Linked DNA regions of Homo sapiens: regions 1 and 3 are each linked to region 2. The links are chromatin loops, found by intact Hi-C in ENCODE. Cell type or tissue: heart right ventricle. All regions are shown on one strand. Each heading gives the region's core, and the rest is flanking DNA. Links, peaks and the distances in the headings are about the cores only. Region 1 overlaps IBTK (inhibitor of Bruton tyrosine kinase). Region 2 overlaps DOP1A (DOP1 leucine zipper like protein A). Region 3 overlaps IBTK (inhibitor of Bruton tyrosine kinase).

Region 1 (10,616 bases), core at 1,307-6,306, 940 kb before region 2:
GTGTTGCTATTTTCCAGCAGCCTCAAGCATAAAGTTTAATATAAATGAAAAACTGAGCTAAAATATCCAGTTCTGATTTTGAATTTCTTTACTACATACTTTGCACAAAATATAAAGAAACATAGTTACCAACCTAGGCGCTTTTTACTTAAATCTTACCTCAATCCATGAGCTACTCAGCATACTATGAAAATATTCTAAAAGAAAAAAAAGTTCAATGCAATAAGAATAGTGAAACAATACTACAGCAAATAAATCAGCAGCTTTAAAAAGTGCACCTACCAAGTCTAGCACAAAGAACACATTTATGACAAGGAAATTCCTTTCCATCCACTGATTTCATGGTCACGTCACACAGAAATGAACTGCAAGAAAATGTTTAATTGAAGCAAGAGCAATTTCTTTACATATTTAGTGAAAAAGATTATAGGATTTGGCTTAACTTTCAGTTTTCTCTTAAAGGTGGCAGAGAATAAATAACTTGCAGGAATACATACAATAAAATACTTCATCTTTTTCCACCACAGGGAAGATAAGGGCCTTAGAGTAAAGACAATATTTGAAAAGGGAGCCGAATACAAATATTCAAAAAGTATTTTTCTGATTTTCCTTTTTTTTATTCCAGAAAAACTGTTAATAATATAATACTAAGTGATATCATATTTAAGTCTCTGTAATTCACTTATTTGTAGTAGCTAATCTGGGCCAAGCACAGTTGAAACAACTCCACAGTTTATCCTTCTCCAAAACCTTTTCACTTACAGAGGAAGCATGAATAGCTAAAAACAAAACTTTTTTTTTCTTTGAAACGGGGTCTCGTTCTGCCACCCAGGCTGGAGTGCAATGGTGCAATCTTGTCTCACTGCAACCTCCGCCTCCCGAGTACAAGTGATTCTCCTGCCTCAGCCTCCCAAGTGGCTGGGATCACAGGCACCCGCCACTATGCCCGGCTAATTTTTGTATTTTCTTCGTAGAGACAGGATTTCACCATGTTAATCAGGCTCTTGACCTCAGGTGATCCACCTGCCTCGGCCCCCCAAAGTGCTGAGATTACAGGCGTGAGCCACCACACCAGGCCCTAAAAACAAAACTTTTTAACAATATATTTAGAATAGTATATTTATTACTAAGAATTTTTTATACTAAAGGCAATAATCATAACAATGATGAAGAGGTATAATTAATTGGTTTGGGGGCTAATAACATTTCCTAATTATAACAAGGCACAAAATTCAGGCAAGAAAAAATAAAAATTAAAAGTTCCACTCTCTATTAGAAAGTCATCGGAAAGAAAAAACTCCTTTGATGTCTTCAGCAGTTAATATTTTATCAATTTACTTCAACAGCTCCCCAACATTTCCAGAAATGCAGAATACTAGAAAAGGTAAGAGGGTATCTACCTATACATTTTGCTTCATATGTGGGTAAGCAGAGATCTATTTCCACACTTAAGTGCCAAAATCCAGACATGAAATGTTAATCTTCCTTTCCTTACTTACCATTTTTTCTGACTTAGCTTCAGTTTATTACCAGTGTTCTTGGCAATAACATTAATTTTTTCATTTTCAAATCTGACTCCATCTAACCTATCAAGGATAGATAAAAATTAACAATTGATATTCCCCTACAAAAATAAACATACAACAAAAAATCCAACAAATTAGCTTACATCTAAATATAATACTGTATCCTAGAAAAGTATCTCAACAAACTCCTACTCTGAGATAAAGAAATATCATACTTTTTCTTCCATTTTAGTTAGAATTCAAAATAGATTAAACATTACTGACAAAAGACAAATCAAAGCCATAGCACAAAGTTTTTCCTTTTTTTTTTTTGAGACGAAGCCTCGCTCTGTTGCCCAGGCTAGAGTGTGGTGGCATGATCTTAGTTCACTGCAACCTCCACCTCCCAGGTTCACATGAATCTCCTGCCTCAGCCAACCCAGTAACTGGGACTACAGGCATTCACCACCATTCCCGGCTAATTTTTGTAATTTTTTGTAGAGACAGGGTTTCGCCATGTTGGCCAGCTTGGTCTCAAACTCCTGACCTCAGGAGATCTGCCCACCTCAGCCTCCCAAAGTGCTGGGATTACAGGCGTGAGCCACCGCGCCCGGCCCCTTCATTATTTTTAAACAGGAAACACGATACACACCCCTCCTCTCTTCCCACCCTACAACGAAGGTTTAACTGCCACAAGCAACATAAATACCTTAAAAAAAGAAAGAATTTCAAATAATCTGATTCATAATATGATACTATGGTGTTAGGCAATTTACATATGACAAAACCATATCAACAATATGAGGCAAATATTATCTTTCCCATTTCTTATATTGAGAAACTGAAGTAAGAAGGATCGCTTGAGCCCAGGAGTTCGAGAAACTGAGGTAAAAGAAAATTGTCCCAGCCAGGAATAGTAAAGCTAAGAGATATGTATGTCTAACTTGAAAGACCTTTCCAGCATACCACATTGCCTGCCACTCCAGATCCCTGTTACATACACAAACCAGAGTTCAAACCCACCAACAGCTTTCCTATCCATTAATGTAATCCAAGAAGTCCCAGAGATAGCTCTGCCCGCAAATGGAGGAAAGACATATCCATGTACCTCCCCAAAAAAAGGATGGGTAGGGAGAAAGGGAGAGAGAGGAAGAGGAGGGGAAGGAGAAAGAGAAGGGGATGGAACAAGTGGGAGGAGACTTGGGGAGGGGAAAGAAAAGCAAAGCAAGGCAAAAAGGGTGGGATTTTTTTTTTTTTCTTTGAGACACAGTCTCGCTCTGTCGCCCAGGCTGGAATGCAGTGGCGCAATCTCGGCTCACTGCAAGCTCCGCCTCCCGGGTTCAGGCCATTCTCCTGCCTCAGCCTCCTGAGTAGCTGGGACTACAGGCGCCCGCCACCACACCCGGCTAATTTTTTGTATTTTTAGTAGAGATGGGGTTTCACAGTAAGGGTGGGAAATTTTTTAAAGGAGGACTGAATGAGGTACAGGAACAGATATAAAAGAGAAATCATACCTACTACTCAAATTACTGAAGTCGAATTTCTTTGCAACAGTTTGCAACATTCTTACAGGATCATCTTCCCTAATATTTTTTCCTTTTTTACAAGATTTAGGTTTGCTCTTCTGCCTCTCACTAACTGTTTGAGCTTGATTACTTTTGTAAACTTCAAATGCAGACTTCTGGTTATCATCTTCATGGAAATTCACTTTATTCAAATGAGAATTCAGAGTTCCCTGATATTCTTCTGGGTTTTTGTTTAAGTGTATTCTTGGTTTGAAGCCATGAGTTAAAAAGTCACAAGTATCTGTGTATATAAATTGTAAAAGGTATTCAAACATGTCAGGATGAACCTTCTCTACCACAAAGAGATGGCACCCTGCAGAATCTTCATCTTTCTGGTAAATATCTGTAAATTCTGAAGTATTACCATCTGAAAGAAACAATTTCTGAAAAAAATCAGAATGCACTGCCAAAATATATTTATGTGCAGGGAAGAGTCTATTGCCAACTTGAAATGTCACATCATGAATGCTGTCCATTTCATCTGCTTCCCTCAACAGTTTGCCAAACTCTTCAAAAAAGGATGATGAGGACACAGCTGGAATTTCATAAAGGCTAGAAAGAAGACAAAAACAAATTATGCTTCAAAAAATATGAAGGAAATCCTTTTTCATACCTAGCCAATTCTCCTTTAAAATGCAATTTTTTTAACAATATTTAGAAAATTTTAAATTTGGCATTTCCTAAAATACAAGAATATTGCACAAAGTCCTAGATGCTATATCATCCTTTAATTTTTTTCTATTCCTTTTTATATTTATATTCTATTCTTCTCTCAAATTAAAATGATAAGAACTAAGTTGTCCGTATCCCTGGTTCTTACAGTACTGTGGGAATGCAATTACACCTTCCCAACCAACATTTCACCCTTCTCAGTAGGAAGACCAACCCTCCTGTGGTTTGCCTTGGACTGACGAGTTTCTCAGATGAGACTTTCAATGTTAAAACTGGGGCAGGCCTGGGCAAACCAGGATGGATGATGACCCTACTTGCAGAATTTCCTCCCTCTTCAACAGTACCCTTGATGTTTATCTTAATCTGATACCTCTCTGCTTATGTGACTTAGGAGATTTGCATTGCGATTTACAGATGGCGCCACAACACTTATTTTGCCAATTCTCATCATATTCAAGGGTCAGAAATCTTTGCAAACTGCCTAAGAAATATTTATAATACATTTTTCAGAATCTGAGAACCCAGGGTACATCATACAGTATGAAAGACAAATAAGGCAGGGTGCGGTGGCTCATGCCTGTAATCCTAGCACTTTGGGAGGCCGAGGCTGGCGGATCACCTGAGGTCAGGTGGTCAAGACCAGCCTGGCCAACAGGGCAAAACCCCATCTCTACTAAAAATACAAAAATTAGCTGGGTGTGGTGGCGGGCACCTGTAATCCCAACTACTTGGGAGGCTGAGGCAAGAGAACTGCTTCATCCTGGGAGGTGGAGGTTAGAGTGAGCCGAGATTTTGCCACTTAGCCTGGGCAATAGAGCAAGACTCCATCTCAAAAAAAAAAAAAAAAAAAAGAAAGACAATAAACTTTGTGAGTGCATGTATAGATATTTTCAATATTTTCAATAAATGTCAGTTTATAAACCAAAGGAAACATTCATCACTCCAAGTATAACAAATTCTACCTCTGGATTATCTGTAGACATAATCTGTAAACATGATTATGTCTAAGGTCTCTATAGGTCTTGGCAACAGCTCTTCAATTAAATTTGCACCAGCAGCTACTGAAAACAAGAAAATTCAGTGATTGTTCCTTCTAAAAAATGAAATTTAATATATACAAGTATACCTTGTTTTAGGATCTGACTGCAGGATTGCAAAGTTGCATCCACTTGGATCTGTGCTGACACTAACAGCTCTATGTGCAAAGGTAAGTTTCTCAAGTCGAATTCTTTCATACACACTATTTATATCAGAGACATAAGACACATCTGATGAGGAATTGTGAAGGTTTGATAAAATCTCTGTTAAAAAAAAATAAACTACCATTAATCAAGGCTTTACTGAAACTACTAAAATGATTGAGAAGTAAATGGAATAGAAAAGGAGTTAGAAAAATATGGAAATCTTTTTCACATATATTCAGTGTTTTTGAAGAACTACATCCTCTCTTCAACACATTTTCCACTGAATATATTGGCTGTATTATACAGGAAATTTTTGGTGGATGGATTCTCAATTATCCATGATTCCATCTCTTTCAACAAACACATCCTCCATACTGCAACCAAAGTTCCCTTTCTAAAAAGCAAATCTAGTGTCATACTAGCTTTTAAAACTTTTCAACTTATACTTCCTGTTGCCCAAAGGGAAAAAAATTCTTCAACTTGGATTAAAAATATATAAATCTACTGTCTTCATAATCTGCTTGTTTATTTGCTTCCTCCCTTTCTCTTCCCCCTTTCTTGCATGTATTCAGAAAATATGTGCGTAACCAAACTGGGCTACTATGATATCATCAGTCTGGTGATATAGTAGTGAAGAAGACAGACATGTGCCTGCTCTCCTCGAGTACACAATCTAGCAGGGAAGACAGACATTACACAAATGATTATATCATTACAAGTAAAATCAAGGCTATGAAGGTAAAGGATATAGTGCTTCCACAAAGATATGAAATTTACATGAATGAAATGATTCTGGTTGTAGTGTGAAGAATGTTTAAGGTAAACAAAGAATAGATAAAAAGAGGCCATTTAAGGAATTACTGTAAATCCAGGAAAAGAATTAAAAGATGATATAGACTAGGTTGTAGCAATGAATCTGGAAAAAAGTGGAAAGATATAAGAAACATTTGAGAAAGAGAACAAAACTTGATGACTGATTAATTCTAGTGTAAGGGAATCTGAGTGTCAAAGATAATAATTTACAGAAATAGAAAACACTGAGAAGCAGAAGTTAGAGCATGAAATCATGAATTCAGTTTCAGATCACTAAATATGACTAAGACACACTTCTAAAGACTTCCATAAGTTGAACCTACGTTCTAGTTACTCCCACAAATTAACTCTATTTTAGTCTTATGAGGCTTTACTAATCTTCTCTGACACTCAGTCATTCCAATTTCTATGCTCTCAAGAAACTTATTATGTGGATATTAACATTAGTCTCAGTGAACTGCAAATATTTACATACATGTCTATTGCCCCTACAAGCCTATGAGTGCCTCAGTATAGAGGCCCATTTTATATATTCTTGCATCTTTAAAACTTTCCCCTATATCTGGCACATAGTAAATATATATTAAATGTTTACAGACTTGAATAATCTATAAAGAAATAAAAGAAATACAAGTAAATCATTAAATTTTACAAAAGTCATTTATCTGTGGCTTTATGATTTTGAAGAATACGTTTATAATTTTCTGAGTAATTATAAACATTCTTGATTTTGTTCTGGCACACAATAACTGAGTTATTCATACAACAGGTGATTTAATGAGTGACTACAATGCGCCAGGAAATATGCCAAAGGCTAAGGATATAGACGAATATTCATGGCCCTTGCCATCACTAACCTTACACTCTAATAGGAAACAGGCATTAAAAAACTAATCACAAAGATAAATACATAAAAGTAAAACCTAATAACACTTGTCAGTTGAACCTAATACTTGTCAAATTAAAGGATAATTGAAAGGTACTTTTACGTATTGTTCAATATATGAACTGACCTTTCTTTTCAGAACTCTTTCTTTTCTCTTCAAACCATCTCCCTCTAAATCCTTCTCCATCTTGCGTAACAAATAGAATTTCATTTCTATTTAAAGCAATATCAGAAATGAAGACCTGACGTGGATAGGCCCATCGACACTGCTTCAGAGAACTGTTGACTGATCTCCAGCAAAACACCTAAAACAAAACCAAATCACATTGAAATATAAAGCAAGTAGCATTTGAACAACCAAAACCTTAAATCAAGATATCAAGAGACAATGCTGTTAAAATAAAAGCTCTCATTAGTATGTTTCAATGTTTATTCTTCCACAGAAAAAGATAGCTACTATAAGAAAAATCAAGATGATTTTAAAGAAATATCTTTCAGAAAAGTATATTAAGCAAGCCTGAAGCATTAGAAATTATTTCAAAGGCACTCCTCTTAAGAAGTAGCAATTTCCAGTATTACCTGTTTAGGGCAAACAGATGTGCTACAATGCTAAAGAAAAACAAAATCTTAAAGCTACAACTTACAAGTCAGGCTTCTTGTAGTACTATCTCTTTACAAGAAGAATGAGCCCCCTATGAAAATCCAAACTTTACTCTCAAGAAAAAAGTAAATGTATGCATAACTCAATTATATAACTAAAACAAAATCTTAGAAAAGTCATTACAGAATTCAATGGTTGTAAATGGTTCTGCAAACCTCAGAGTCCCTGAAAAGTAGCTCCAGGGGACTTGCTAAGGGATGGAGAATGATGAGAGATGGGGTGTCAGGCTTCCCAATCCACAGTAGCAATTGTTTTATCTGTTTCATATACCGGTATTCCAAGCACAATTTCATTTGAAAAATTGGAACTGCTGATTTTTAAAAGTCCAATTCCCTCATAATCAAGTTAAGAAAACTAGAACACAAAATGGTTATCTGACAAGGTCGCTAAAAAGTTATTCACACAAAAAGACTATACTGATTGAGACTGACTGATGCTTTCAGAGCTTGGTTTTCTTAATGAGACTCTATTTTGCAGGAAGTAAATATCCAGAAGTATAAGCTATATCCATTTCAATGTAAGTGATACACATCCCAAAATCAAATATAAGTTTTTATACTCAACTCTTTTATGTAACCCCATTTGTTTCCTTCCACTAGTACAAACTGGAGCTCTAATTCTTTTTTTTTTTCCTTCAACTTTTAAGTTCAGGGGTACATGTGCAGGATGTGTAGGTTTGTTACATAGGTAAACGTGTGCCATGGTGGTTTGCTGCACAGAGCATCACATCACCCAAGTATTACGCCCACCATCCAACAGCTATTCTTCCTGATGTAGAGCTCTAATATTTAAACCTAGTTACTACTATTAAAATCATCTTCATTCTCCATCCCTACAATATATGCCTATAATGACCCAGTATGTGGAGCTTTATGATTAATTCCTCAATTTCTAAAATGTCAAACTTTACAGCACATTATAAACCTCGGAAAACATTATTTTAATTTGATAAGTAAAACCAGAAAGTTATCTGTGTTCTTCTACCCATACTGTGTGTTTTTCAGTATCATTAGTGTATGATATATACCTTTAAATATAATTTTTAAAATCTAAATATATTATTTAGAGATGGCTCCCACCCTCCCACCCCTCAAAAACAATTTAGAGATGTATTTTATATAATATATAAATACATTAATTGAAGCATATATTTCAGAAAATAATCTTTTTAAATATTTTAAATTAATAATTTTATTAGAGAAATGTACTGATATGTTTGCATAAGGAACTAAAATTAGAACTTTTTATTTAAGAGATAAGAAATTCCTTATACACTAGTGATCCGGAAATATTTCATATATAATGTGGATAGTTATAATGTATACATATATTATAATGCATACATTTGTATAAAACTAAATATGGAAAAAAATTTCCAACTATGCACCAAATTTATCATATTGCCTGATCTTTACTTTTTTAACAGTTACATGAGGCCAGGCGCAGTGGCTCATGCCTGTAATCCCAGTACTTTGTGGGGCTGAGGAGGGCAGATCACTTGAGGCCAGGAGTTTGAGACCAGCCTGGCTAACATGGCGAAACCCCGTCTCTACTAAAAATACAAAAATAAGCCAGGCGTAGTGGCACATGCTTGTAATCCCTGCTACTCAGGAGGCTGAGACATGAGAATCGCCTGAACCCAGGAGGTGGAGGTTGCAATGAGCCGACATCATGACACTGTACTCTAGCCTGGCCAATAGAGCGAGACTGTCTCAAAAAAAATAAATAAATAAAATTATAGTTACATTACATATCTTATATTTACGCAATTCAGTGTCATTTATCAGTATTCAGTGTATACACCAAATAACATCAAAATCTCTTTTCATTTTAAGCACAATAAAATTTTTGATTACAGTTTAACAAATCAGTATTGTGCAACATTAGATTAAATGCTGTCTGTCATACTTTCTCTAAATCCCACCTCCATACTAATTAGTAATGGATGTCTAAAACATACTTATTTTGGCACCCAATACTAATCATCAAAGTCAATAGGAATTGTCACTAACATAGCAATACATTTTCATGTTACCAGGTCTGCTACAGCTATCAACTGAGAGTAAGATTACACTTTTACATAAACATGTACTTACCCTTCCAGCTCCATCCATTGCAAGAATGCAAATTTTTTGACCCCCATTTTCTTTCAAATGTTCAGGATCAACCTTGTATTCCATATGACCCCCAGACACAAGAACTTTTTTCAAGTTCAACTGTCTAGATGAAAAAAAAAAAAATCCTAGATTAATATGTTCTCTAAACTACACATGCCTAAACTTCAAAGAAGTTAGTATTCAAACAACAATCTATAGGCAATTATTGTGAAGGTGAAGTAAAATGATTTGGTCTTTGGTATCTCTAGCCTTCCATTCTGTAAATTTCCCCTACAAGGGGGCTGTTCCTTTCTATGTCAAGTCTTTTTCTCTTAAATGACTTTACCTACACACACACACACACACACACACACACACACACACACACACATTAAATGCCTGAAGTTCCACCTGCTAATTCAAACATTCACTCTGGAGTTTAAATAACTGGTATGGGCTGGGTGCAGTGGCTCCCGCCTGTAATCCCAGCACTTTGGGAGGCCAAGGCCGGTGGATCATTTGAGGCCAGAAGTTCGAGACCAGCCTGGCCAAAATAGCAAAACCCTAGCTCTACTAAGACGAAAATCAGCCGGGCATGGTGATGCGCCCCTGTAGTCCCAGCTACTCGGGAGGGTGAGGGAGAAGAATCACTTGAACCTAGGAGGCAGAGGTTGCAGTGAGCAGAGATCACACCAGTGCACTCCAGCCTGGGTGATAGAGAGAGACTCTGTCTTAAAAAAGTAAATAAATAATAAATAAATAACTGGTATGGCTATAAGCTCCTAAGTGCATCTCTATTTTAACAGAAAAGACAAATTTTAAACCTCAAAATTAAATAGAAATGCTTAATTTAAAAAATGGCTAATCCTAAACAGATATTGCTACCATGAAAATCATCTGTACTGCTATTCAGTAACTCATTCATTAGCTACACATTTCATTATATCTGCACATTTGATGTGCATAGCATTATGTGAAATCTGCCTGCTGCTACTCCAATGACTGTCCTCCCTTTTAAATTAAAGGAAAAAAAAATTTTCAAAATTACTATATTGTATAACTTAATCTGTAACAAAATAATTTCCTTAATGTACTCTTGGATATAACATATTTATGTGATTTAATGTTATATAGGCAAGTTTTATAAATGTTAACTAAAAATACAACTCAACATCTTACATATCACCTCAAACTCAGGAAAAAACCTATTTAGTCAGTTTTAAGAAACATATTC
Region 2 (10,616 bases), core at 2,995-7,994:
CAGAACCAAAGGGAGGTTAAGAGAGCATGGTTAACACCTACAGAGAGGTTAAGGAAGGTGAGGAATAATAAAAGGCTATGTTTGTTGACAATCTGGACAGGCATCCTAATTGTCCAATCACCAGTTATCTGATGATTTTGGAGAGAGGGTTTGGAGAGGTAGCAGCACAGATGTGTTAACAGCAAATGCTTAGTGTGGGAAAGTAAGTGTTGATTCTTCTTTGAGGATATTTGATCATGAAAAGAAAGAAGCCACATGCGGTGGCTCATGCCTGCAATCCCAGCACTTTGGGATGCTGAAGCAAGAGGACTGCTTGAGCCCAGAGTTTGAGACCAGCCTAGGCAACATAGGGAGACTGTGTCTCTACAAAAAATTTAAAAATTAGCCAGGCATAGTCACACGTGCCTGTAGTCCCAGCTACACAGGAGTTGTCATAAGGTTCAGAGAGGGAATGTATGTACAGGTGTTGGAATCATCACCAAATAACCCTGCTGGCTAATTTCATCAAAAAATTAAGTTCATTTGTTGTGATCTGTAGCTGTTCCCCTTTCCTTACATGCCTTTTCTTCCTTTCAGAATGAAGGATCCTCTTCCTTTTCAACATGTGCATATTCTGAATGTTAAAACAAAAAGTTGAAAGTTGAACATTTTCAGTTATACTAGAAACTTTATTTCCTTTTAAAATTTGTCAGTTTACCTTTTTGCCAACCATTGTACTGATCCTCTAAAATTACCTAATTAAAAAATAGATATTGATATGAAGGTTGCTCTTTAGTTTCATTTTACATATTAGTTTGGAAGTAATTGTGCATATAATTTATCTTTTAAAAAACCATGTCAGAGTGAATATTGAGTAGACTCTTAGCAAATAATGAAAATGGAAATTTTTTTCTTCATGAACTATTTTTAATGTGTTATGGGAAGAAATCATTTCTGTATTACAATTTAAGATTTTTTAAACTTTTCTGTTTATATATAAAACACACATAGAAAAATACACAAATAATTAGTACACAACTCTACAAATGCAAAGTTTGTAAAAAGTCAACATACCACTATATCATTACAAACCCAAATTAAGAAATAAAACACCATGTGTCCCTCCACACCTCTCCCAATTACTATTCTTTTATCTCCCCAAATGTAACCACTATTCTAACACCACAGATGGATTTTGCCTTGTTTTTGAACTATAAGTATATATAAATATTTTGTGTCGGCTTCTTTTGTTCAACATATGTTTATGAGATTCATTTATGTAATTCACATATCTGTAATTTTTCATTGTTGTTTAGTATTTGAACATTCTGCAATTTGTTTTTTCTTTGATATGGGATCTTGCCAGGTTTCCCAGGCCAGAGTGCAGTGGTTATTCACAGCATGATCATAGCACACTGCAGCCTTGGCCTCAAGCAATTCTCCTGCCTTAGCCTACCAAGTAGCTGGAACTACAGGCATGCACCACCACGCCTGGCCACATTCCACAATTTATCTTTTCTGCTCTTGCTGGACATCTGGGTTCCTTCCACTTTGGGGCTCTTACAAAAGATGCTTTGAGCATCTTTATACAGTGTCTTTTCATGAGTATGTTTATGAATGTCAGTTGAGTCATAGGATATGTATATATATTAAATATTTAAAATGGAAATCAAGACCATTAAGCCGCTTAACTCATCGTGAGAAATTAGATCGCATTAGTTTCTTTTAGCCTGATATTTCCCGTTTCTGTTTTCTCTTTGGCCCTTTTAGGGTTCTGAATGAGTTTATTATGAAAAACCCTAGTTTGGAAAATAAAAAAGACCAAAGAGACCTTCAGGTAAGGCAGTCTAAGAGCTGTTGCCAAAACTGTTTCTCAGTGCCCTCAATTTGAAAATGAGAGAGTCAAATAAAATAAACTGAAGTTTCTTTCAACTCTGAACATTCTATGGGAATCAACAAGTCTATTGTAAAATATCTATTATCAGAAATATAAACTACAGAAGTTCATAACTAGTGTGCATGTGTGTACCATACATAGTTGTTCTTCCTTATTTTTTTAGGATGTAACTCACAAAATAGTGGATGCAATTGGTGCAATTGCTGGTTCTTCTCTGGAACAGACAACATGGCTGCGACGAAATCTTGAAGTTAAGCCTTCTCCCAAAATAATGGTAGATGGAACCAATTTGGAATCTGATGTTGAAGGTATTCTTGTCAAACATTTAGGTTTATTATCTGTAAGCAGGCATATATTTACTAAGAAATCATTTTGCCTAGCACTATAAGTACCACAAATTTATCCCTTTTCTCATGTCTAACAAGTAACTTTTTTTCAGTGGGAAAAATATATATATACATATACATATATATATACATATATAAAAATAATACACACACACACACACACACATAAAATTTATTTTCAGTGGGAATTAGCCATATCTTTAATTTTCTCTTATTTATAGATATGTTATCACCTGCAATGGAAACCGCAAACATAACTCCTTCTGTATATAGTGTCCATGCATTGACATTACTCTCTGAGGTAAATATTAAGCTTTTTCACATGAACTCTCAAGTAGACTGTTTCATTATTAAAAATTAGCAAGTAATTTTTATAGAGGAATTTCTAATTTGAGAAACTATTTTGTGCTTCTAGAAATCACTATATAGAATTAATATAAAGTTTTGGCCTTGTATGTATTTGGATTATTTAGTTTGCCAAACATTAGTGATAAATTTAGATACTGCTTCCCTTCTCCATGTCCTATTCTTTTTTATGTGTTTTTTTCTTTTTCTTTTTTTTTTTTTTTTGAGACAGTTTCACTCTTGTTGCCCAGGCTGGAGTCAAGTGGGGTGATCTCAGCTCACTGCAACCTCTGCCTCCCGGGCTCAAGCTATTCTCCTCCCTCAGCCTCCTAAGTAGTTGAGACTACGGGTGTGTGCCACAATGCCCAGCTAATTTTTGTATTTTTAGTAGAGACGGGGTTTCATCAGTTTGGCCAGGCTGGTCTCGAACTCCTGACCTCAGGTAATCCGCCCACCTCGGCTTCCCAAAGTGCTGAGGTTACAGGCATGAGCCACCGCGCCCGGCCTGGGGAGGGGTGGAGGTGATCTAAAGCCTGCCACTATAATGTATTTTACAATTTACCAAACATTTTCATGTACATTGTCTGACAGGTTCTTTTTTATACCCTATTATACACATGTCATTTTGTTTCCTCTTTGCAGATGTGGATAGTGACCTTTACAAAGATCAGAACAATAGGACTAAGGCCAAATAGCTGTTAATTGACAGTGTTGGAATTTGAACAGCCCAGTTCAATTGTTTGTTTTTTTTTCCTAAACTACATTTTAGCTGAGTCAGGGAAAAAGAATACTATAGTTTCTAGTACTAAATTCACTGTTTACTCACTGTCACAGAAGGTTCTTGAACTCTTTTCTTTTTTGTACTTCCCTATCTCAGTTGGAAATGGCAAGATTTGCCCATATTTATATCCTATAGTAACAATGTACAAAAAAGCAGATGGTGGCAAAACTCATTAACATAAAAATGATTCAGGAAGATTTAATTTTAGATTTTTCTAATTTTAAGTAGTCTAGGTTTTCTAACAAACTGAAAATCAGTACCTTGGGATGATGTCAGTTTCACCTCATATGTTACTCTTCATTTTTTATGTTTTCATAGGTTTTGGCTCATCTTTTGGATATGGTTTTCTATAGTGATGAAAAGGAGCGGGTTATTCCTTTACTTGTAAATATTATGCATTATGTTGTGCCCTACCTCAGAAATCACAGGTACTATCATTATTTAAATAGTTTTTAAAATTAATTCATAGCCTGTTAGAAACAAGTTCTGTTCCCTTATTGCCATTTCTAGAATTATCATAAAATGGCATTTTTACCTTGAATTATAATTGTTTAAAAAAATTCATATATTATTTTTCTTATGGTGCTTTCTATTTCATATCTTCATGTCACTGTCTTAGGTAAATGTGAACATTTATGTATAACTTGATAGGATGATTAAAGTTAGGACACGTAGGTTAAGGTGGTTTTTCTTCCTTGTAGTGCACATAATGCCCCTAGTTATCGAGCTTGTGTCCAGCTGCTCAGCAGTCTTAGTGGGTATCAGTACACACGGAGAGCTTGGAAAAAAGAAGCTTTTGACCTCTTTATGGATCCCAGTTTCTTTCAGATGGATGCCTCTTGTGTTAATCAGTAAGTTGCCCTCTTATTTGTATTCAGCATGATGCACCTCACAGTCTGATGAAATCAGCTACTCCCCTGGAAAGTTAGAATACTGTTCTTTAACAGTAACAACATAATTACATGTTGTAATCCTTATCTCTTTCAGTTGGAGAGCAATTATGGACAATCTGATGACACATGATAAAACAACATTTAGAGATTTGATGAGTGAGTATTACGGGATGACAATCCAAGTTCTTTCCTGTACATGGTTCCTTCTTACTATTTACTTGTACTCTTTTCTGGAGACTAGGAGACTACTGAATTAGCTCTTTGTCAAGTGTCAGTGGGGATATGTGCTCTAGGGAAAGCACACTACTTTCTGTACGCTATGGGAATATAATCTTAAAATTTACAGAGGACAACTTAAGTGATAAGTAATAAGTAAAACTATTTGTCCTTTTGCAGCAACTAGTGGAGGGAAGGGTCCATGTCTAATTTGAATCTAAATTATTTCCTCAGTACACAGCATCATACCCAGCACATAATAATAGCACTCAATAAATAATTATTCAGTGAATGAGAGACTGACAGATGGTGAAGTGCAAAAGGCAGGCAGTCGAATCCAGCCTATCAGACAAGTCACTTTAAATCTCTGGGGCTCTGTTTATTTCATCTGAAGGAAGAAAGAGGGGTGCCAAGAAGGGCAGAATCACCCCCCACCCCCTCTTTCTACTCTTGATTGTTTTTATAGTTTAGGATTCCATTTAGAATTTCATCTGAAAAAAAAGAGTTTTAAAAAACGTTTGAAAGTTATTAAATAGCAGTAACATTGTATGATTCTGTAATATTTTTTAACAAATTCTTTAGCTAAAGCTACAGTTTTCTCATTTGGAAAAAGGGCAGGATATCTGTTTTATCTTCATAAGGTTGTTTTAAGGTTCAGATTTATCCATTCAACAAATTTTTATTAAAAGACAACAGTGGGCCACGCATTGCGCTAACCTTAATCAAATTTTAAAAGTTGTGAAGGAAATAGGGCAATGTGTGATGGATTTTAAATAACAGCTAAATAGCTCATATACAAGGTGAAACTAAAGAAGCCAACCATGAGAAGGCCTAGGGTCAAAATATTCCAGGAATAGGGAACAAGAATTACAAAGGTTGGCTGGGTGCAGTGGCTCACGCCTGTAATCCTAGCACTTTGACAGGCCAAGGCACTAGGATTGTTTGAGGCCAGGAGTTTGAGACTAACCTGGACAAAATAGCGAGACCCCAGCTCTACAAAAAAAAAAAAAAAAATTAAACTGGCCAAATGTGGTATGTACCTGTAGTCTCAGCTACTCAGGAGGCAGGAGGATTGCTTGAGCCCAGGTGGTTGAGGCTGCAGTGAGCCATGATTGTGCCCACTGCACTTCAGACTGGGTGACAGAGGAAGATACCATCTCAAAGAAAAATACAAATAAATTGCAAAGGTCTTGGGATGGGAGCACGCTTGGTGCACTGAGAGAATGACAAGCAAGACAGTGTGGCTACAGCAGAGTGAGTTGAGGGTGAGTAATGACTTGAGGAAGGAGAGGTAGGTAGGCAAGCTACACCAGAAGGTATTTTTAAAGTAACGAGAAGGATTTAAGCAGATGGCCTCAAATATTAAAGGGTTTCCTCAGGGTTTTATATAAATGGTATTAGTGGTTTTACCTTCTAAAACCTACAGTTCTAAATTTTCCTCTCCATCACAATTCCTACCATTTTGGTCCTCTGGCTTATATACGTTGGATCTGTTTGCCAGCCTGTCTGCCCCAGAGAGGGGCATCAAGTTTTGTACCCCAAGCTCCTCTCAGTTTTGGATGTCATAGAGCATCTAGCTATTTTAAAAAACAACAGAATAATCTTTCTTCAGATGACAGTGTCACAGTCTCTTTCACTTGCTTTTTCAGCTCGTGTAGCAGTGGCTCAAAGCAGTTCACTTAATCTCTTTGCAAACCGTGATGTGGAGCTAGAACAGAGAGCTATGCTTCTTAAAAGATTAGCATTTGCTATTTTTAGCAGTGAAATTGACCAGTACCAGAAATATCTTCCAGATATACAAGGTAAAAAATGAAAAACCCTTTATTTTTTCTCTAACTACAGGTTTTTGGTTCCTTAGAAAATACTTCTCTAAATACTAAGTTGGGGTAAAATATATCAAGTGTAGATCAATCGGGAATTAGAAATTTTTCTACTGAAACAATGAAAATTATCAATGCTGGCATCTAAAAGAAATCATCACTGAGTTGTAGGACTTGCCTAAATGTGGTCTCTATTTTATTGTTTAGTTCAAATTTCTTAGGAATTCATGTTTGAGGATGAGGTATAAGATGATTTTGCTGCGGGCAGTCATGTTAGCATGTTCTCCTTGTGGACAAGAATTTGTGTACTCTGAGAAGACCAAAATATAAGGCAAAGCCAGGAAATTGTGGCTAGAAGTAACACCTGGAGATCTGTAATTTGGGGACTGCATGGGGGATTATGTAACATTTTCGGTAACTTCATCAAGTGGGTTTGGTGACCTTCTGTATCCAGAAGGATATCAGTACACGTGTCATCACCCTGTACCACCAAATAGCTCCACAATGGGGATTTATCCAGAACAGAATTATTTGCTGCTCGAGTCAGCATACTCTAAAGCCTCCAGCCTCAGGAGCCAACATGGGAACATGATAGTTGTCATCTCTCTAGGGAGAATTTTCTTTTCTCCCAGAAGACAAATGATTCCTTGTTTCCTAACCTTTTACGCCTAATTTCAGATATGCAAAATGTACACTATTTGTCCCTACAATTTTTTTTGTTTAAGTTGACTAGATCAGTGCTACTCAAAGTATGGTCCATGGACCAGTAACCAGTCTGTTATCCCATCCATAAGTACAAAACTTTAGAGTAAACATTTTAAACTTTTATTTGCTATTTGACAGAATCTGCTTAATAAGAAAATGACATTTGTATTTTGTGTATCTTTGTTTAATTGGAGTTCTCTTATTCGTTGTTTTATGAAAATATCTACAACAGTTTTGAATTTTTTTAAAGTTTATCCTTTACTACAGATAGTTTGAGAGTACTGGACCGACAATATAGAAAGTTTTATGTGATAAAGATTATTTAGTTATTGAAAATGCTCTGCATTTCTTTCAGAGAGATTGGTTGAGAGTCTCCGTTTGCCACAGGTGCCAACTCTCCATTCTCAAGTGTTCCTGTTTTTCAGAGTGTTACTTTTAAGAATGTCTCCCCAACATCTTACCTCACTCTGGCCTACCATGATTACAGAACTTGTGAGTTAATTTTAATTCAGTCAGGTTATAAATCTAAATGATAAAACAGTGATTAGTTTCCATGTGCTTACTAGATATTAACGAATATTGGGAGAGAACTGAGCTGTAGTTAAACCAGTTACTGATGCTTTTTACAGTTGAAAATAGTAAAACAAGTCAGATTCCATTTCCATACAGCTTAAATTTACAAACATGCAACATAGATGGATGGCCAGCTCCTTGTGAATGATTACTTTCTTGGATCTGGTTTAGTGTTTAGTCTGTACTACACTACATTTTTAACTCTGTCATGGCCTACAGTCCTGACAATAGCAGCTGGACCCATTTACAATAGCTGTAGCAATACCTCTAGTGATAGAGATGGCTGAGCTGGATTTAACTGCTCTGACATATTACATATACTCACTCTTGAAGTGCAGCACCTACCCCATTTAAACTTGCTTCAGAGAGACTTTCACAAAGATTTTGTAACCTACCAAACGGTAAAACCTTCCCAAGTCCCACCTACACCCTTCTGTTCCCCTCCTCAAACCGTACACAGTCATCCTTATCCTCCTCAGAATGATTTGGGGAGTTAGGAAAGAGGAATGAGTAAACAATGGAAAAGGAATCTCTCTCTGAAAATCTAGCTTTATAGTTTCCCTGCAAATATAATTGCTTTAATCTTTCTTTTATTTTTCCTTTTTTTTTTGTTTTTTGAGATGGAGTCTCGCTCTGTCACCCAGGCTGGAGTGCAGTGGCGAGATCTCAGCTCACTGCAAGCTCTGCCTCCCGGGTTCAGGCCATTCTCCTGCCTCAGCCTCCCGAGTAGCTGGGACTACAGGCACCTGCCACCACACCCAGCTAATTTTGTTTTGTATTTTTAGTAAAGACGGGGTTTCAGCATGTTAGCCAGGATGGTCTCGATCTCCTGACCTTGTGATCTGCCCACCTCGACCTCCCAAAGTGCTGGGATTACAGGTGTGAGCCACCACACCAGACCTATTTTTCCTTTTTTAATAACTAACTCTGTTCCATAATCACTAAAAACAAAAGCTCACCTTCATCTCACTGGATTTCACCAAATGATTAGCAAGGCTCTGTGTGGCTAAATTTGCAGTTTTACCTTCAGAAACTAAGTATAATTTAAAAGATTCTGAAAATGTATTCTAAAATTTGTTTTTGCGTTAATGAAAATACAACTTAAAGATAACTTGAAAGGATTAAATATCCAGTTTAAATAAACATTTAACATTTCACCATTTTCAGGTACAAGTATTTTTACTGATGGAGCAGGAACTCACTGCTGATGAAGATATTTCACGGTAATATGTAATTTAAATATATTGTTGTCCATTTTTTAATACCCTGAAATTATTCAGAATATTACTCAGCATCTAGGAGAATATAGTCTTTTTCTGAATACTTATTTATTATTATCTAATTGATTACGTTTGGATATAATGTAGTTTTACTTATTCCTTAAGCCCTTTAGATTGGATTAAGCCATCAGCATTCATTGCCCTGGGCCCCTAGACACAAATTTAATTTAAAGCAGTACAGTATTGTTTCAGCTACATGAGCTAGGCTGGTTTTGGTAAGTCACATCTGGTCTCTGAAACATTGCAACATATAGCCAACCCTGTTATGGTAGGTAACCTGGAACCAGGCTATTCGTATATGCAGATCTTCCAGATGGTCCCAATTTAATATACTTTTATTCTTTTTAATAGAGGCAGTTTATTAATGTATGACTAAATACAATTTTTTACTTACACAAATTTATAAATTGAAAAGTTCCTTTAAGACCAAGTTTCTTGAATATATTTTCTTCTTCAGTAGTAGATTTATAAAAAGGATCTCCTGTACTAATAACTTTATTATTATAGAGAATTTTCTCATCCTTGCAGAAACTGAGTAAAAAAGTTTCTCGCTTTTACAGTTTTTATTTTTATATTTCTTGAACATAATATAAGTTATGTACTACTTTTTTTTAGACAGGGTCTCATCTTTTCACCCAGGCTGGAATGCAGTGGTGTGATCCTGGCTCATTGCAGCCTCGACCTCCCAGGCTCGGGTGATTCCCCCACCTCAGCCTCCTGAGCAGCTGAGACCACAGGTGTGTGCCACCATGCCTGGCTAGTGTTTTTTTTTTTTGTCTGTGTGTATTTTTTGTAGAGACAGGGTTTCATCATGTTGCCCAGGCTGGTCTCAAATTCCTGGGCTCAAACATTCCACCCGCCTTGGCATCCCAAAATGCTGGGATTACAGGCAGAAGCCACTGCGCCCAGTCTATGTACTGTTTTTGCATTCTCAAAGAAGAAAAGTGAATTTTTGATTTGAAAACAGTGACATTTCATCATGACCTTGCTTAGCAATTACTGGCACATTTATCTCAGGATGATTATGAAAAATATTAGCTGGTACTTTTAGATCTTTCCAGGAATTCCTGTGAGTAAATGGGTCCAGCTGCTGACAGCACTGTCTCCTGCTTACAGGACTTCAGGGCCCTCTGTGGCTGGTCTGGAGACAACGTACACAGGAGGTAATGGCTTCTCTACTTCATATAACAGCCAGCGGTGGTTAAACCTCTATCTCTCTGCTTGCAAATTTTTGGATTTGGCTCTCGCATTGCCCTCTGAAAACCTTCCTCAGTTTCAGATGTAAGTAAAAGCAAGGATATTAAATGGTTATTTTTGAAAGTGCATTTGCTTTGGTCACTGACATCTATGACTAATTAAAAAGTTTTTTGTGTAAGTTGAAATATTCCTAATTTTTACTAAAATGTAATTCTTTTGGCACAGCAGAGTTATCGGAAGTAAATGGTCAATGTGGATATATTAACAGACTATTCAGTCAACAGATTGAGTACCTCCAGATGTGAGACAATGGGGTACATAACTCACATGCTTCAAGTCCAGGGAAGGAGACATACTCATACTATGGTGGCTCATGCACAAGACACACTGAGGCCACATAGCAGAGATCCCTACTAGCTCTGAAGGTCAGAGCAGGCCCTGAGGGCAGTCTTAACCTGAGGTGGTGAAGAATGACAGCTGGGAGAGTGAAGATAGAGGCAGCTGCAGACATGATACGTCTGAAGTGTGGAGAGATTGGTATTGCTGGAGCAGAATGTTAAGAAGAAGCTGGAAAGGGATTAAA
Region 3 (10,616 bases), core at 4,409-9,408, 950 kb before region 2:
ATTTTTCAAAGTTGTTTGTATACAGCTGATTGACTATGAAGTACTGTTAGCAGAAACTGTACTAGGTTATGCCTTAGTGCTATAGACAAGAGTAACCTACCATTTCTGAAAGCCATACTGTAGTCTCATTATTTTATAGTCACAATTCATGTTTTATCTAAAGAAACTACTAAAACGTATATAGTTTAATCTAGATCAGATGAATCTAGAATGTGAGACAGTCTATAACACAATTGGACTGACCTTTTGGAAAAGAGAAAACAAAAAACAAAAAAGTACAGCAGTTTTATACTAGTTAGAAGAGACTAAAGAGATACTAATAAGCAAAGATAATATGAACCTTGATAGAATACTAGTTTTTTTGTTAATGTTAAAAAAAAAAGACTATAAAAACATTTGTCAACAATTAGGAAAATGTGGATATGAAGTATAATACTAATTAACACTAATTAATGTCAATTGTCTCAGGTATGATAATGGTATTGTGGTTGTGTAGAAGAGTATTCCCATCTTAAAAGATTCATATTCAAGTATTCGGGGGAAAAGTATCATGTCTACAACTTATTCCAAGTGGAACAATTTTTTTTTAAGTCTCTGTATTGTGTGTGTGTGTGTTTGTGTGTGTGTGTAACACATGGAGGAAAGAGGAGACAGTAAGCAACAAAGAGTCTGCAAGAAAATGCAAATGTGATGAGAAGTTAACAATAAATCTGAATAAAATGTACATAGGTGTTCATGGTATTTTTCTTTCATCTTTTCAGTAAGTTAAATATTCTCAAAAGAAAAAACTGGGGAAAAATATTTTAGAAAAACTACATAACCTGACCTTTACTTTCAAACAGGCTCACATAATGCCTAAATACATTTTATATTCTACTACCAGATTACAACCCCCTTATGCATATGAATGGCATCTTACTTGGAGTACTGACATATTTAAATTGAATCAACATGATAATAGTTATCTCTGTCATGTTTTGCCAACCTCTAAACCCCTATGCCACTGGAAAGAGTAGTCTTTCTAAAAACAAATCTCATCCAGTCACATCCTGTTTTAAATCATCAACAGCCACCCATAGCCTTTAGAATAAAACACAAATTCCTTAGTTTGGCATATAAGAGCCTCCAAAATCTGACCCTATCCAACCTATCTCCTATACTGAACTATATGCACAAGAAATGTGCAACTCTTTCTCTTGCTACTAAGCTTGGGAACACATTGCCCCCTTTGCTTAATATACCTATCTGCCTCCTTTTCTTAGATAACTTCATTCTTCAAGACTCAGCTCAGCATTGCTTTCCTCTAAGAGGACTTCCCTGATCTCAGATTAGTTTGAGTACCTCTTTTGTGCTCCCAGAGCAAACTTCAACTGGAGTACTTACAATAAACTATCACTTTTGGTACCTCCATAAGGACTGTTTATTTCAGTAGCCCCAGCAGATGACATATGTGAATAGAGACATAGAAGATTAGAACTGGAAATACATGCTCACTTTCCACGAACCTGTAGATGATGGACTCTGAATAATATCTGAAAGGTTATAACCTCCAGAACTATCTGAACGTTTACGTGGCTTCTTTTTAGCTTTTGTTTTTGCTTTCTTGAACATAGTTTCCCTAGGAAAAAGCAAACATAATTTCAGCAGTGTTTAGGGAGGTAACTAAGATAAATGCACTTATTTAACCCAACATGTTTAACCTGAAGGCTACTTTTTAAAATATTTACACTTTCAATGTGTTAGACCTACAGATATTAATTATGTATTTACTTTGTATTATACCAAGGTTAAGAATGAGCGTAACTACCTATTTCTTATGTCAGAATTTCTCAATTTCATCTTCCAATACCAACACAAAAGTGTCATATGTCCAAGATGAGAGTGAAGGGACACACTGGAGAAAAGAAGGAAGAAAAGGAGGAAAAGAAAAAAAAAAAAGAAAACAGCTTACGAATGATTTTGTTCCATATTTATTTCTTCTTTCAAGAAGATATCTCCATCTTCTACTTCCAAATAGCTAATATCTGGTCCATCTTGATATGGTGTAATGACTCTTCTATCCATTGCTGGAATCTGCAGAATTGAAGATATCACTTTTCAAATACAAAATCTGTGAAGTTTTTTTTTTTTTTTTTTTTTTTTTTTTGTGCACACGTGGCTCTTGCCATGTTGGCCAGGCTGTTTGGAACACCTGGCCCCAAGCAAACCTCCCATCTTGGCCTCCCAAAATGCTAGGATTACAGGCATAAGCCACCACACCCAGCCTAAAGATGTTTTTTAAATTATGTAAGATATTCCATTTTTAATATGTGGTGACATTAACTAGAACAGCCTTGAATACTCAATAACTTCCTAAATTTACAAGAGGGGGTTAAATTTTGATTCAATTCAATAAAAACTTTATTCCATAAACCTGCCAAAAAGGAAACTTGAGAAAAAGCTCCACTTTATTATTAAAGATAGATTTATTCATTTCTTAGGGATCATATGAATTCATGTTTTTGCACGGTCCTGACCTCTGGTAAATAACAAAAGACTTACTCTGAGGCTTTCAGTAACTTTCATTTATAAAGAAATTAATAAATATTAACTTTATTATTAAGTATCTTGAATTCTGATTATCATATGTATCTGTGAGATCTGTAAAGGAATCCTATATCATCAGTTTTAAAAGATCCTAATGTACTAGAAGTCATTAGGAAACTATTCCATTAATAAGTCTGATCTAATATACTGCTTAAGCTGGTAATATTATAGCCGCGAAAATCTTAAAACATAAACCTTACCATTTTCCGGTAAAACTCAGAAAGATCCTTCAAAACACCATCGCTTAAAACATCAAGAGACCTAAAATATAGGATACAAAATTCTATCTTAAGATTCAAGTGACTTGATAACTGTCAAGTTGCTTACATACGTAGATATTTCATATTGCTAGATAAGTAACAAAGTTATTTTTTAAGCATTATATATAGCAGTTGCTACAAATTCCTTTTGGAAATAGATGTGGTTGTATATTACATATTTCAAATAAACAGCAAAGCAAACATATTACACAAATATCTTGAATAAAACTCAAGCAACTCTTTTTTTTTTTCTTTTTTTGAGATGGAGTCTCACTCTGTCACCCAGGCTGGAGTGCAGTGGTGCAATCTCAGCTCACTGCAACTGCTGCCTCCTGGGTTCAAGTGATTCTCCTGCTTCACACCCTCCCAAGTGGCTGAGACTACCAGGCACACACAATCACGCTCGGCTAATTTTTGTATTTTTATTAGAGATAGGGTTTCACCATCTTGGCCAGGCCGGTCTTGAACTCCTGACCTCAGGCGATCCACCTGCCTCAGCCTCCCAAAGTGCTGGGATTACAAGCATAAGCCACCACACCCGGCCTCAAGCAACTATTATAAATAAATGTACAAAGAATCTTCTCTACTTCATAAGAGTTTCATAAAAATTAACTAAATGAATCTATGTAATGCTTTTAGAACACCGTCTAGCACATAGTTAATAGTCATTACTACTGAAGTAAAATATAAAAATAAACTAAACAATGAAGCTTTAAAATAAAAACTGACACCAGGAACTCTAATCTCAAATTTCTGTGTTCTCATATTGTCACCAATGACTTTATAGGAAGTAAAATATTTTGACCTTATATTTTTAAAAAAGTATACATTTATTTCATTTTAAAAAGATCACTGTTAAAAACATTCAAAAGTTTTCAAGAGCTCTCTAATTCTAAAATGTACATAACTTCTAAATCATCAGCATTGATCAAATTCTTTCCATCCAGGTAAACATCATTATTCACATTTAAATCACTAATAATATCTGCTATTATATATAAATATCTCCTTTTGCAACAATCTTACAACATATGCACCTCACCTACCTTGCTTCAAGTAAAGCTGCCATATTCAATCCTATAAACTGTAAACAAGACAGTTTCAACTGTTTTGCACTATACATTGCTGCAAATTCCAGTAGCATAGCAGCATTCTTCAGGGTAACTACAAAGAAAGAAAAGATTTGCAAAATTAGATAAAAGGCACATTACCACAGCAAAATAAAATACATTTATGTCTAAAGCTGTACGATTTGAACATTTGGAATAAAGAAAAAAAAGTTTCTTGCCAAAAATAAGTTAATACTGGGGCAAATATGTAACTCTTCCATCCCAATATGCCAAAGTAATTTCAAAAGATTGGCTATGAGGAAAAATAAGCTCACACACAAGCATATTCTAAGCAAAACAGAATACAGAAGGGGCATAGTGCCACCCAAAAGCAAACACATAAGAACTGACAATCTTCCACCTAACATTTTCTGAATATTTTTAAAAAGCTTTTATTAATGAACAACTTTCCTTTCCATTTACATAGCAGTTATTCCCTCTTCCATAAAACTAAAAAAGATATAAAACTAAGAAAAACTGATGAAATAATTCTATAAAATATATTGAGTTATCTATCAGAATTCATGTGGGTGTATATATATACATGTAAGTATATAAATATATACATATTTTGAAAATACGTACATCACAATCTTATCATAATATTCTTCACACCAGTGAAAAATCTGATATACTGTGCAAAAGATTCTGGATTTAGTTACAATTGTAGTAACATTATATATAAAGTACCCATTTTCCTAGAGACTCTCCCAGAATATTCTACCTACATAACAGGTAACTTTCAGCTTCCTGTTCCCTCCACTATTTTTCTTAATTACTCTATCAGTACCAGCCAATAGGGAAACACAGTTGTTTTCTACATCTGGCTTCTTGCATTTCTTTTTCTTTCTCACCTGTGATTCTATCAAAAGTTGCAACTGCAGTCAATAATGGTCTCTGTCTCACTCCTGACTAATCTACATTTTCAACTAATGATGAACAGAGAAATTGAAGAAATGATAAAATTAGATCATATAAAAACTTCTTTAGAGTTGTTCACATGGGAACAAGTATCCACATATTCCTAATAATCAGAGACCAAAGGAGGTGGTAGCCTCCTTTTCCTAGGTTCTAGGAACATCAAGGAATTAATAAAGGCAACTGTGCAGCCAGAGCCATGAAAGAACACTGAGGAAGAAGACCAGCAAAGGCAACTGTACAAGTGTAAAATATCACTTATATGTATGTCTTATACCTGTTGTATGCTGTGTCCTTTATTTTAGAATATTTTTCTTTTCTTGCTTAAAAGGAGATCAGGGCTGTTGTTCTCTATTTAATAACCAAGGAGTAGACAGTCTACAGTGCTCAAGAAAAGTGAGAACTAAAATGCCAAAGCCAAGACAAACTCCTAGCAAGTATGAACTAGAAAAAATGGACAGGAATTCCCTTCACACTTCTTGAAGTAGCAGTAAAGCAGAACAGATATAAGATTAGAAAGTCAAAAAGGCTGTCAGGTGGAAGCTAAGGAAAGTTAACCTTTATTCTAGAGTAAGCAATTATAAATATGTAAACAGGGGGAAGATGTAACTACTTCCTACAGAAAGCTTAAAGAAACAGAAGTAGACAGGAGAAAGAGCATTTAAAACACTACTGTGACACTACCCAGAAGGAACAGATAACAGTGACCTCAACTGCATAGTAACAGTGAGAACCCAAAGGTAGGGGAAATGTGACCAACATAGTTAAAAGGAATAAGTTTTGACAACTGAATGAATTTGAGTGTCAGGGCCAAAATAATAAAGAAAAACTCATTTTGGATTTCAAAGTACAGTGTTCAGGAGGATAGCCATGAAATTAACTAAGATAATGAAGAGAGCAAGAAAGAAGAGTTCAAGAAAAAAAGAGATGTGCTTTGTTCAGATATATAATGGGAAAGTTAAATTTTTAAAATCACTGCAAATAGTAGAAAATGGGTAGCTAAAAACACCTAAAGCCAAGATCAGGGCAAGAGTACAAAAATTTCACTTTTAAACTCTCACCCTTGAAATTAGCAAATAAATCTGACACCATCTTTATTCTTCAAGGTTTTATGACATTTCAATACAAATATTACATTTCAATTCTAAGTCATATATATTTTCACATATTTCTAAAATAAGAATTCACTTACAAATGATGGCATGTAATAATTTACATATTTTGGCAGGTTTTCGTGGTACCAAAAAAATGGTCTATTTTACCATAAGTGGAATCATAAAGTCAATAAAGTACAGTAATCCTTGATGAACCTGAAAACATATTAATATTCAAACTCAAAATTACTCACGTTTTTCAGTTAATGCTACTTCACAAATCTCTTTCAACCGGGTTATGAGAAGTTGATCAGCCACCACAAGAACACTACAAATAAAATCTACATTTTGAGATTCTAAAAAAAGAAAGAAAACAAGCATCACTTTTTCTTTGTATACATTATACCTAGAAAAAAAAATTTGAAGTAATTAGTACACTAGAAAAGAGATTTAAGTAAAAAAAAAATTTGAAGTAATTAGTACACTAGAAAAGAGATTTAAGATTATTTTCTAAATGTTGAAAGGGCAACCATAATAAAAAGTAAATACATCAAAATATATTTCTATTTTTTAGGTAGAAAGCTGACAAAATTACACCAAAATGTCTTGATCTCACACTAGGACCATAAAATGGCCAACTTAAATTGATCATTTCAGTCTAGAAGCCCACTAGAATGCCTGACTTGTTTATAATCTCCCATGTTGTTAGAAAAACACTTCTCAAGCTAATACAAAGAGGGAAAAGTCAAATCTCAGCATCACACTTAATATATAAAGGGTGGGGAAATAATGCTCTTATGCTTTCTTATTTAAAACAAAATTTGTCATCTAAGAGTGCTTTTTTGTAACTATTGGACTTCCTTAATTTAAAACAACTTTCTTGGGCCAGGTGTGGTGGCTCACGCCTGTAATCCCAGCACTATGGGAGGTGGAGGCAGACCGACCACTTAAGACCAGGAGTTTGAGACCAGCCTGGCCAACATGGTGAACATATCTCTACTAAAAATACACACATTAGCAGGGCGTGGTGGCACATGCCTGTAGTCCCAGTTACCGGGGAGGCTGAGGCACGAGAATTGCTTGAACATGGGAGGCAGAGGTTGCAATGAGACGAGATCACGCCACTGCACTCCAGCCTGGGCAACAGAGTGAGACTCCATCTCAAAAAAATAAAAAATAAAACAACTTTCTTGGTCCTCAGTACTACTAATGGCTTTTTGCCCCTGAGCCACTGCCAAAATAACAACATAAATTGAAAGAAAAAAATAACAGAGGAAGAGAGGAAAGGGAAAAAAAGATTAAGAAGAAAAAAATCTGACACAGAAAACAGCTTTAAAATATGAGACAAAGATGAAGTCACTAGGAATGACAGACTAAGAGCTTCTAATCCTCTCCTCTAAAAAAAAACAGACAACTGTGGAAAATTGTCATAATCAACTTTTCCAGAATTCTGGAAATCAGCCAAAAGCTTATAATAATCTAGGAAGTGTTTACTTAAGAAAAGCAGTTGAATCTTGTTAAGAACAGTGGGATTCAGGACACTGCAGCCTTTCCTGTTCAGATCTTCCTCTCCCCTCCTCCACAGCAGTACTGAAACCAACAGCTCCATAATCACAGGGAATCACATTGACAGCCTAGTAGCCACAGGAGACAGAACAGTTGTAGAGCAATAGTATCCTTATTTGACCTGTCTGCTAGTTCTCTGAAAATCCCACTAGAATGCTTATCTTTATTTGACCTGACATAAAGCTTGCCCAGTGACAACAGCCTTTTATACGGGGGCAAACAATTAGCAATAAGTAAAGTAAAGATATTGAATTAGTGATCAAAAAACTTCCTACAAAGAAGAGTCCAGGACCAGATGGCTTAATTGGTTAATCTGACTGAATATTTAAAGATGAATAATACAATTGATGAATTAATACAAGATAAATTGATACAATTCTCCACAAACTCTTCAAAAAGTAGAAGATGAAGAACACTTCCCAACTCAGACAAGGAGGCCAATATTATGCTGATTCTAAAAACAGACAGGGACATCACAGGAAAACTAAACCAATATCCCTTACAATTAAAGATGCAAAAATCCTCAAAAAACGCTAAGAAACTAAATCCAGTAACATATAAAAAGGAATTATACAACATGACCTAACAGAATAAATCCAAAACGAAAGGATGATTCAACATATGAAAAATCAATCAATATAATACACAAAAATAAAGTATAATAAACACACGGCCATCTTAAGAAACAGAAAAACATTTGACAAAAATCCCACACCCTTTCATGATAAAAACACTCAATAAACCAGGAATAGAAATAATCTTCCTCAACCTGATAAATGGCAACTACAAAAAACCCACAAGTAACATCCTAATTAATGGTAAAAAGGCTGAATGCTTTTTCCTAACATCAGAAACAAGACAAGGACAACCACTGTTGCCACTTCTATTCAACAGAGTACTAGAGATTCATCTAATCAGGGCAATTAAGCAAGAAAAAGAAATAAAGCACACCCAAATTGGAAAGGCATAAGTAAAACCATCTCTATTTGCAGATGACATGATCTTGCATATAGAAAATCCTAAGGAATCCACTAAAAAAACTACTAGAATTAGTGAACAAGTTCAGCAAGGTTGCAGGATATAAGATCAATATACAAAAATCAATTGTAATTCTAAACACTAGCAAAGGACAATCCAAAAATAAAATTAAAAAAATTTCCATTTAAAATAGCACTAAAAATTCTTAATAATTTTTAACTAAGAAAGAGCAAGGCTTGTACACTGAAAACTACAAAAATCATTGAAAGAAATTAAAGACTTAAATATATAGACTTAAATAAATGGAAAGACAGCTGGTGTTAATGGATTATAAGATTTAAATATTAAAATGACAATAATCCTCAAGCTGATCTACAAATTAAATGTGATTTGTATTAAAATCCCAGCTGCCTTTATTGCAGAAATTGGCAAACTAATCCTAAAATTCACATGAAAATGCAAGAAACCCAAAATAGCCAATACAATCTTGAAATAGCAGAACACAGTAGGAAAACTCACATTTCCCAATTTCACAACTTACAACAAAGCAATGGTAATCAAGACACTGCTGTACTGGCATAAAGAGAGTTCAGTGAAATAGAACTGAAGAGTACAGAAATAAAACTTTAAATTTATTGTCAGTTGATTTTTGACAAAGGTGCTAAAACAATTCAATGGGAAAACAAATGTCTTTTCAACAAATGGTACTCAAAAAATAGGACATACAGATGTAAAAGAATAAACTTGGACCCATAGCTCACAACAAATACAAAAAATAACTTAATAAGAATGGTGGTTACTAGAGGTCAGGGGATTAGGGTAATGGGAAGATATTGGTCAAAGAGTACAAAATTACAGTTATAAGATGAATGAATAAGATCTAGAGACCTTATATACAGCATGGCCACTACACTGATAATAATGTACTGCATACTTGAGATTTGCTGAAGGACTAGATCTCAAGTACTCTCACCACAAAAAAAAAAAAAAGGTAATTATGTGAGGTGACGGTTATGTTAATTAGCTTGATTGTGGTAATTATCTCTCTCTATATATATAAATATAGATATTATACATATATATATCTCAAAGCATCATGTTATACACTATGACTACATATAATTTTTACTTGTTAATTACACCTTAATACGACTGGGGGGGGAATTAACTCAAAATGGATCAAAGACCTACATGTGAGAGACAGAACTATAAAACTCTTAGAAGAAAACATACAGGGTAATCATCATGACCTTGGATTTGACAACGAATTCCTAGATATGACACCAAAAACACAAGTAACAAGTCAACATAGACAATTTGGACATCATGAAATGCCTGTAATCCCAGCACTTTGGGAGGCTGAGGCAGGAGGATCACTTGAGCCCAGGAGTTCCAGACCAGCCTGGGCAATATAGGGAGGCTCTGTCTCTAAAAAAATTTTTACAAATTAACCAGGCATGGTGGTGCACAGCTGTAGTCCCAGTTACTTGGGAGGCTGAGGTGGGAAGGATCACTTGAGCTCAGGACGCCGAGGCTGCAGTGAGCCATGACCATGCCACTGCACTCCAGCTTGCCCAATGGAATAAGACCCTGTCTCAAAAATAAAAAAAAATTAAGTTTTTGTTTTAAACGACACTTCATCAAGGAAGTGAAAACAACTCAGAGAAGGAGAGAAAATACTTGCAAATCATATATCCCATAAGGGACTAATATCCAGAATATATAAAGAACTCTTGCAACATTATAAAAAAACAAATAATTGAGAAAAAAAGTGTCCAAAGGATTTGAGTATGTATTCAAAGAAGATATACAAATGACCAAAAAGCATATGAAAAGATGTTCAACATCATTAGTCATTAGTGAAATACAAATCAAAACCACAATGTTGCATAACTTCACACCCGTTAGGATGGCTATAATAAAAAAGGTTGATATTAGTAAGTGCTTGCAAGGATGTGGAGAAACTGGAACCCTCACACTGTTAGTGGTTAAGTTAAATGGTACAGCTAGCCACTGTGCAGTTCGGCAGTTCCTAAAAAATTAAACAGATGACCCAGCATTTCCGCTTCTAGGTATATGCCCAAGAAAAATGAAAACATAGGCCC

Evidence for each region. A loop is a pair of places that touch in the nucleus more often than their neighbours do. Peaks named below come from ENCODE experiments on the same cell type or tissue, not always from the same donor. Only the 100,000 strongest peaks of a DNase experiment are listed, where the experiment ranks them.
Region 1: a loop joins it to region 2, with 3 times the contacts of the local background. A loop is called at or near these places in 5 of 110 quality-filtered maps.
Region 3: it touches region 2 in a loop (2.5-fold over the local background); 5 of 110 quality-filtered maps call a loop at or near these places.

Annotation. Positions count from the first base shown.
Region 1 is chr6:82,211,208-82,221,823 of GRCh38, forward strand. It overlaps IBTK (inhibitor of Bruton tyrosine kinase), which reads right to left. Exons shown (of 29, transcript NM_015525.4): 9 at 9,383-9,506; 10 at 6,753-6,930; 11 at 4,869-5,043; 12 at 3,020-3,622; 13 at 1,500-1,586; 14 at 283-365; 15 at 160-197. Among named protein-coding and RNA genes, the nearest start is that of IBTK, 31 kb to the right of the region's middle. In heart right ventricle, for the core only: no CTCF peak of the experiment used is centred there; no DNase peak of the experiment used is centred there.
Region 2 is chr6:83,149,844-83,160,459 of GRCh38, forward strand. It overlaps DOP1A (DOP1 leucine zipper like protein A), which reads left to right. Exons shown (of 39, transcript NM_015018.4): 28 at 1,750-1,816; 29 at 2,040-2,184; 30 at 2,445-2,524; 31 at 3,668-3,777; 32 at 4,051-4,200; 33 at 4,337-4,398; 34 at 6,108-6,260; 35 at 7,339-7,475; 36 at 8,724-8,779; 37 at 9,953-10,117. It also overlaps a transcript of PGM3 not described here. Among named protein-coding and RNA genes, the nearest start is that of PGM3, 38 kb to the right of the region's middle. In heart right ventricle, for the core only: no CTCF peak of the experiment used is centred there; no DNase peak of the experiment used is centred there; H3K27ac peaks cover 1,135 bases.
Region 3 is chr6:82,198,636-82,209,251 of GRCh38, forward strand. It overlaps IBTK (inhibitor of Bruton tyrosine kinase), which reads right to left. Exons shown (of 29, transcript NM_015525.4): 17 at 6,222-6,323; 18 at 3,893-4,010; 19 at 2,787-2,847; 20 at 1,952-2,073; 21 at 1,506-1,618. Among named protein-coding and RNA genes, the nearest start is that of IBTK, 44 kb to the right of the region's middle. In heart right ventricle, for the core only: no CTCF peak of the experiment used is centred there; no DNase peak of the experiment used is centred there; H3K27ac peaks cover 1,911 bases.